2 separate regions of the Homo sapiens genome follow, and region 2 is linked to region 1. Evidence: chromatin contacts called from ENCODE Hi-C data. All regions are on one chromosome and are shown on one strand. The core of a region is the stretch at or near the end of the contact, and the rest is flanking DNA. Distances in the headings are between cores, read along the strand shown. Region 1 holds the start of ZBTB7C-AS1 (ZBTB7C antisense RNA 1). Region 2 holds the start of SKA1 (spindle and kinetochore associated complex subunit 1).

The links. A loop is a pair of places that touch in the nucleus more often than their neighbours do. Pooled maps may share reads with other maps.
Region 2: a loop to region 1 is called in a map of naive thymus-derived CD4-positive, alpha-beta T cell, with 9 times the contacts of the local background. The contact joins the promoter of SKA1 here to the promoter of ZBTB7C-AS1 in region 1. A Hi-C loop is called at or near these places in 2 of 168 maps with a recorded cell type or tissue (naive thymus-derived CD4-positive, alpha-beta T cell and transverse colon) and 4 of 50 pooled maps.

What each region holds. Positions count from the first base shown.
Region 1 is chr18:48,161,000-48,164,890 of GRCh38, reverse strand. It overlaps ZBTB7C-AS1 (ZBTB7C antisense RNA 1), which reads right to left and starts at 2,175. Exons shown (of 5, transcript XR_001753437.2): 1 at 2,011-2,175. All of the region lies in intron 3 of ZBTB7C (zinc finger and BTB domain containing 7C), which reads left to right. RefSeq lists a silencer at 3,056-3,255.
Region 2 is chr18:50,372,068-50,376,431 of GRCh38, reverse strand. SKA1 (spindle and kinetochore associated complex subunit 1) reads right to left here and starts at 1,386. Exons shown (of 7, transcript NM_145060.4): 1 at 1,238-1,386; 2 at 514-612. The coding sequence starts at 601. It overlaps LOC105372114 (a long non-coding RNA gene), which reads left to right and starts at 1,554. Exons shown (of 3, transcript XR_935466.3): 1 at 1,554-1,837. RefSeq lists a silencer at 2,599-2,893.

The DNA.
Region 1 (3,891 bases), core at 926-3,425:
TTGGTGGGATGTAGGGGGTGGGGGCTCGTGGTGAGGACTAAATGAGTTAATATGTCTAAAGTCATCTGAACAGTATCTAGTATACAGTAGGTGCTTAATGTCTGGAGCTCCTTCCAAGTGCACAGCACTTACAGTGGTTAAGTTATTCACACTCTAGGTTATGCTGAGCTTTCTGAGAGATCCAGAGAAGGCAGGGAGGCCCATTCTCTGCATTCAAGGGGCTTACTAGCCTTTACTTAGAGATGCAAAAAAAAGCGCTTATGAAACAACAGCCAACAAGAAAATGCATCATCCAAGTGCTGGAGGGGTCCTGGTGGGTTAAAGAAGGAGGATCACGAGGTAAGCACTTGATCTGAACCATGGGTAGACAGGGAGACAGAAGGGAAATCTAGCAGATGAGTATGTTTGTGTATACATATGTATGTGTGTGAGTATGAGTGGTGTTGTGACTGTGTGTATGGGTTAACATGAGAGTGTGTGTATGTGCATGTTTGCCAAAAGAGCATGAACAAAGGCTTACCCTGGAATGAGAAGTCTGAGTCTTCAGCTCCCCTAGGCAGCACCACATTTTGTGGTTGTGTTGCGGCCACATGCTCCTCTCCCGCTTGTTGCTGGGACCGGGAACATGCCTGCCTGTGAGTCCAGGAGCAAGCCCTTGTGCATAACCCGGGGTGTGATTAATTTAATTATTTCAAAAGCCCCTTTGGTATTTCATGAGGGTCATGCCCCTGGCTGTGGGCTTGAATACAACTGCAGCAGGTTTCAATAAAATCAATTAATTTAATTTGATTTGGTTTTATGTACTTGGAGTTGGTGCCTCTTGAACTCAGTATGAAAATTATTGCAGAATAAAAATGCATATTAGTACTCAGAGCCCACTGTCCTTGGACTCTTCGTGGAGCCTGCAGTGCTGATCACAAAGGCAAATCCCCTCTGACCTGGCAGGAGCCTCCGCCAACTGTCCACCTAGTTAACCCCCTCCAGCTCCAGACAGTGCTTATGGCAGCTCCTGGGCTGTTTGGAGTGTTCTTCTCACTTCCCAAAGCACTTTCTTATCTGGTAGTGAAGCTAAGGCATTTCCATTTTGCATTCGTGAAATGGACTCAAAGAGACTTTGGATGGCCTTGGTCACTAGCTTACTGGTTTTTTTGTTGTCCCTCTTAATGAAACTAATTGAAGCAATATGGTGCAGTGGATTGAAAGGCAGCTCTGCCTCTCAAGAGACACATGAATTTGGGCAAGTCCTTTCACTTCTCTGGGCTTTCTTTGTCTGTAAGAGGGCTGGACATCTGCTTGAAAGGCTGATTCCAGCTGTCAGAATCACACAATCAGTGGGACAGCTGGTCTTCCTGAGCTACTTTGGGGAGCCTGTCCCACTGTTAAGCCCCACTCCATTTCCATTTCATCCAAGAGGGCTCCCAGCCAGTTCATGGAATGGGTGATGGGATTGAAGATGGGCCCTGCACTCTCCAGGAGTGGCTTCTCCCCCACATTGCTACGGATCAGAGCAAATGTTGCTTTCAAGAAGGGAGGAGCTCAGGGGCCTAGAAAGCATCTGACCAGCCCACTATTTTACAGATGAGGGAACCCAGCTTCAGAGTCACACAGCCACTGTCCAGGGCCATGCTCATGCCCAGCCACATTCACAGTTATTATAAAGGGGGGAGATTTTGCTCAGGGCTCATTTTCCAACTGTCCTTTTCATTCTTTTCTCCTGTCAGGATGGGAGAGAGATGGCCAAGCCATCTTTGGGGCCTCTCCAATAAAGCAGATGCTGACATCAGTCATTCCAGCGCCCCTACATCCCTTCTCAGGCCCAGTAGCTGCCGCTTCACTGAGGACCAACGGGCCCCATTCGGAAACATCCCCCACCAGTGCCTGACATCCCACCCTTAGCAGTTTCATTCTCCTAGACAGGAGGGCCTGCCCTCCCTCAGCCCTTCCTACTGACTGCATGCTGAGCATGAACGTTCATCCTCCTCAGTGACATTTTTCTCCCATAGGTCTTACCTGCCCAGAGCTCTTCTGTAGCAGAAACTGAGCCTGTCCTCTCCATCCTGCGTCTCTTATTTACTGAGAGGCACTATTGTGTGCTGAGAACTGCCCTGGGCACTCCCTGTACATTATCTCATTGAATCCAGCATTGGCCCCGGAAGATGGGCATTACGGTCCCTATTTTCCTGTGGGGGAACTTCAGCTCAGAGAGGAGACAGAATTTTACAAGGTCACACACAGCTATGAAGTGACAGGGCCAGGATTCAACCCCACATCTAACTCCAAGACTCTTGGACCATACCATGTGATCTCCCTCGTGCATAGGAGGTGCTTAACAGATCCTTAATGACCATGTAGCCAATACATCCCTCTGCCAAACCCCAAATGTGGGGGAAGAGGTAATAATAGTAACAACTGTCTATGAAGTCCCTATTATGTGCCAGGCACCAAACCGCAGCACTCAGTGAGGTGAATACTATTACTATCTCAATTTTACAGATGCAACAACTGAGGCATAGAGAAGTCACTTGCCCAAGGTCACCCAGCAGGTAGGTGAGCTGGGCTTCAGTGCGGCCCTGCCTCTGAGGTGGAGTCCCTGCCTCCACTGTTGCTGGATCCTCCTTTAGCTCCCCGTGGCTCTGTTTCCGGTAGAAGGTAGAAGGCTGCAGGGAAGGAGGCTGGGGCCAGGGGTGGTGTTTGCGCCTCGGGGACGCCTGCAGCTGGCACTGCCCTCCACCCAGCTGATAACTACAGCCGGGTCTGGCACGAAGCCCTGCCTGGAGGTGGGCGGCCTGCGGCGGCGGGGGGTCTGGCTCTGCGTTCGCCCCTCTCAGCCCCGCCTCGCCCCCTGCGGGGTCAGTGCGGGTCCCGCCCGCCCGGGCAGGCGCCGGCCTCTCAGGCGGTAACCGGGTAACCGTGGGCAGGGGCGGTGCCGCGCCGGGCCGCGGCCTCCCGGGGAGGCGGGCGGGTGGGGAGGTCGAGCTGGAGCGATGTGAGAATGCGGAGGAGAGGCCCGGGAAACAGGCTGCGGCCGCGGGGAGGGGCGCCCGGGAGGAGGGCGATGGCTCCCGCAGGAGGAGAGAGAGGCCGCGGGGGCGCAGAGTGGAGGGAGAGGGCGGGGCGCCCGGGAAGGGGCGGGGATAGAGGAGGGGCCTCCGGAGCGGGGCGGGGCTGGGGCGGGGCGCCCGGGCCGGGCCGGGCCGGGCAGCCGAGTGAACGCTGCAGGAAGGGGGCTGCGGGCAGGCACGGAGTCCGGGGCGCTTGTGGCCGGGCGGAGCGGCTGTGGTTGCTTCATGTCCCGGATTCTGCTTTCTCAGAGGTCAGGCGAGTGGGGCCGGCAGGGAGAGAAAGGTGGGCGAACCAGTCTGAACAGGCCGGGCAACTGGAGGAGCGTGGGCCCGGCGAACTGGGGTGCTGCCCAGCACCCTCTACCCTCACCACGCTCGGGAATTTTTCGTGAATCCGCCCCGTTGGTTTTACAGTTTCCTCTCATCCCGGCCCCACCCTGTCTCCTGACCCGCCCTCCCTTCCTCCCCTCTCTGAGCTGGCTCTTCCAAGGGATCGGTTAGCCAAAGGGAGGCACCAGCTCTTTCCCTGGACTCTCCCACTCCCAGCCCTCCTGGAGAACTCAAATCTTGCACGTGCTCTTTCTCTTTCCCTGCCCCCGTCCCCCAGGCCCTCTGGGTCTTGGTGAAGGAGACCTTGAGTCAGCCCAGGAGGCCCTCCCTCCCCCACAGCCCCCTTTAGGGTCCCTTCTGGGTCCCCCCCACCTCCTCCAGCCCCAAGCACCCAGGGCCCACAAGCTGCCAGGCCTCTGCTGGCAGGCAGGGAAGACCCAGGCAACCTTAGAAGGGTGGGAACCACACCCTTCTCATGGCTGTGTGCGTTTTGCTTGAA
Region 2 (4,364 bases), core at 137-2,636, 2.2 Mb before region 1:
TACACTTGCCTAAGGTATTCAGTACAGTCACATGCTATACGGGTTTGTTGCCTAGGAGCAATAGGCTATATAGCCTAGATATGTAGTAGGCTATACCATCTAGGTTTGTGTACATTTACGTACATTCTATGATGTGATGTTTGCACAACGACAAAATCATGTAACGCTTTTGTCAGAACACATCTCCATCATTAAGGAACGCATGACTGTATCTCTATTTAGCTGTAGAACCATGGATGCCACATAACCTTCAAATCTCACCATTGGCCTATGTGTCTCAGAAAAACATAAGTAAATAATTCTAATGAATATTCAGTTCATTGTTCAATGTACCTTACATTTTTAGTATCCTCCACAATATTCAAAATGACATTGGACTATTTAAAAAATCGTTATGCAAAAATCTAAAATTACCTAAGATGCAGTCACTTAACCAAGCAAAGATATCATTCAGAGTGGAATAATCAAAATGCATTTTGTATATACAAAGTCAGTGGAATCTGTTTTACTTACCACAGTTTCTTAATGATAAGGTTTTCTTAATATTGCCAATCTTTTCATTAACATGAGAGCATAATTGTTCCAGATCTGACGAGGCCATCCTTTAAGCCTCTGAAGAAAAAAACATAAACATATTCGTAACAAGAAAAGCCACACAAATTTCTGTTCACTTTCGAAATCCAAGAATGGTCAATGTCAAGTAAATCACATGTCTTTGAAGGTTAAGCACAAAAATTCAAGAGCAATTTCTTTCATTTCTACAACATTCAGTTTCTAACCACGGTACCGTACTGACTTGTCTTAGAGCCTTAGGCCATCGATGGATCCCAAACCAGGGGAAAGAGGATAAGCCTGGGTCCTTTCCTTAAGGATTCAGGAGGACAAACGCACTATTTGTATATAAAGACAACATTGGTATTTTCTTTAAACACGCAAAATAAGGACACATTTTTTAAAAATGTGTTACACTGTCAAAGAAATGGGCCCAGGTAATCATTTTTCCTGTGCTGTGAGGGGTTGGGGCTTTACAGTTTGGGATCGGTAAGGAGGCCGAGAAATGGGAAAGAACCAGTTTCCCACCCACTCCGCCGGTGAGAGAGAAGGGGAGGGTCTAAAGCATCCAACCCAGCCTCCAGCCCCGTCCTCCCCCAAGCCCGGCGCGGTCCGCGGCCCCCAGCTGCCAAGCAGCTACCTCGGGCGCTTCCAAAGGCAGGGTCCCCAACACACAGACTCCAACCTCAAGTCCGTCCGGGAGCAAAAGGCTACTCGCCGCTGGGTCTCCAGCTGCGGATACCGCAGTCTCCGTTGGAAGCCCAGGATGGTGAGACGGGACTCTGTAAGCAAAATTCAAACCGCCCGCCGCGCCCTAGCGCAGCGCAGGCGCACATCCATGCTTCCGAAGCGCAGGCTCAGCCGCTGTTCCCGGTTTGCGTCATCCGGGGCCACAGCTGGGCGGGAAGGAGGGGTGGCCGAGCCGGGGAAAGGCGGGGCGACGGCGAAGGCGGGGCTTCCGGACGAAAGGGTAACCCGGAGGTGCTCTTTCCGCGCTAACCAGTCTGGGGAGATTTCAGCAGGTCATGCAGTCTTGACCGCAGCCCAGCCAGGGACCTGGCGTCACCAAGTCCTGGTCTTTGACATTTGCTGCACCTTAGAGTCACCAGGGGCAGCTATTACAAGTCTCAGTGCCTAGAGTACACCCCAAGTCGGTGAAATCAGACACTGGGGAAATGAGGCACAAGCCTTAGTATTTATAAAAACACCCCAGAAAATTCCAAAGAGCAGCTAAGTTTGTGTGGAAGAAACAGTGACCCTGTCTTCTGGGTCTTAGACAGCCTCTGTAAGTGTTCCCGGGCCAAACCAGGGGTTGGGCTGCTTATTCTCATGATGAACTGGGAAAGAAGAGTTTATTTCGGTAACCGGGTACAGGGAAAAGGCCTGGAAAATATCGCCAAATCGATTCAAAATTACAAAGTTTTCCAGAGCTTATATACCTTCTAAACTATCTGTCTACATGTAAGTGTGCATGTGTGTAAAGACGTAAATGATTAACTGTTTCTAATCTATAACTAAGATCAGTCCTAAGGAAGGTCTTTATTTAAGTAAATTTACTTAATCTAGATGGCTGCAGGTGCCAGAGGTGATTACCCTTATCTTGTCTCCTGCTAAATCATGAAGGTTTGGGCAGTTCCTTCAGACCCCCGATAAACTTGTTTGTGGAGGTCTGGGGGAGTTTCTTCAGACCCCCAATAAAAACTTGTTTAATCTTGAACAGGTCCTGTTAAGAATTCCTTCTTTATTTTCTCATGCTTCAAGGACCAGGAAAGGCCTGGGCAAAACTCTTGGTGGGCTTTTGTTACATACCAGCCTTTCTATAAAGACACTGGCTCTTTCAGCTTTTAATATTTAACTTAACTAGTGCTGAAACAGTGGTTACGGAGGCCTGTCTGTTCAGCTGTTAGTGAGACCTGGCCTGCCACTTAAGAGCAAATATAAATTTAAAATAAGAAAAACAAAAGTTTAATTCTCCCTGTTGAAAAGGAGGGAAAAGCACCCAAGGCTGGAGTGGTGGCACCGCCAGGTTCTGTCCATCCCTTGGCTCCACTGCGCTATTATTATGCACTTGGACCTTCAGGCTGCCAGCCCCTGTCCTCAGGTCTTTCTCCCAGGCAGCAGAAACGAGCAAGAGGCATGTGTAATAGGCTTAACTGCCAACAGAACCAGCACTTTGAGAGCGTTGTGCTGGAAGCCACACCCAGTGGCTTCCATCTGCTTCTCACTGGTCACTCCCATCTGCGAAGGAGACTGAAAAAAATCTTTTGTAAAAAATGTAATCTGGACAGTTACTTTCACTCATGTCCGTATGAAGAGACCACCAAACTGGCCTTTGTGTGAGCAACAAGGCTGTTTATTTCACCTGAGTGCAGGCGGGCTGAGTCCGAAAAGACAGTCAGCTAAGGGAGATAGGGGTGGGGTCGTTTTATAAGATTTGGGTAGGTAAAGGAAAATTACAGTCAAAGGGGGTTGTTCTCTGGCAGGCAGGGGTGGGGGTCACCAGGTGCTCAGTGGGGGAGCTTTTGAGCCAGGATGAGCCAGGAGAAGGAATTTCACAAGGTAATGTCATCAGTTAAGGCAGGAACAGGCCATTTTCACTTCTTTTGAGATTCTTCAGTTACTTCAGGCCATCTGGATGTATACGTGCAGGTCACAGGGGATATGATGACTTAGCTTGGGCTCAGAGGCCTGACAGTTACATTGCATCCTCGAGACTTAAGTTTAGCCTAAAGTTGCCTCCATACATATTTTAAGTTGTGCCTAAAGTTTTCTCTGTAAGTCGCAAACTATAACCTAAATGAAGGTGTAAACAGACTGTAATCTACTCTTGTGCCAGTCACTGAGTTATGGCCGATGAAAGGGGGCCAGCTGCTCAAACCGTGTTCAAATAAGGCAAACACTGACTGTAACCAATCCAGCTGTTGCTATACCTCACTTCCTTTTCTGTACATCACTTCCTTTTTCTGTCTATAAATCTTCCACCACATGGCTGTGCTGAAGTGTCTCTGAACCTACTCCGGCTGGGGAGGCTGCCCGATTGGTGGAATCATTCTTTGTTCAAGTAAACACTGTTAAATTTAATTAGGCTAAAGTTTTTCTTTTAACAGACTATAGGAGTTCTATTTGTAAGGGAGAATGAGAGCATAGATACTGGGTAGGGAAGGAGTTCAGAACACACCACCTCAAAACATGCCACTGTAGCATATTGATTCTTTTGAGTGAAAAGCACTTAAAAAGCAGCAGGTGCAAGAAGGGCACACTGGCCTTCCTTTTTCTTCCTGAAAGCAGAAGATGGAAGTCCCATGTGAGAGATGTCCTCACTACACCAAGAGGAAAGAAACATTCTTATCCCTAGACATGAGAAGTCAAAGACAAGAGACATCTGTACAAACAAAACTTGTTGTGCTTACCGGTATCTTCCTAGTCACTTCTCCATGATTCATTGCCCAAATCTAAGCCCCTTTTTCTTGTCATATTTTCACAATTTACTACTCTGTCCAATATGGTATATAAGCATTTAGCTCTAACTGAATCTTTGGGTCTTCATTTTTCTTGTGAGGATTCCCATGTACAAGTAAAAAAAATTATTAATATTGTATGCTTTTCTCTTGTTAATCTGTACTATTTCAGTTCTGGCCAGAGACCTTAGGAGGGTGGAAGAAAATTGTATCCGTCACTGTATAATTTCCTCATGTTATATCATCACATGAACAATTCTAGATTATTTATGAATTTCATATTTTTCATACCCAGCTGACTTTGAAAGAAAAGATTTTATTTTTATTTTTTGTATTTCTACTTTGTGCTTTTTC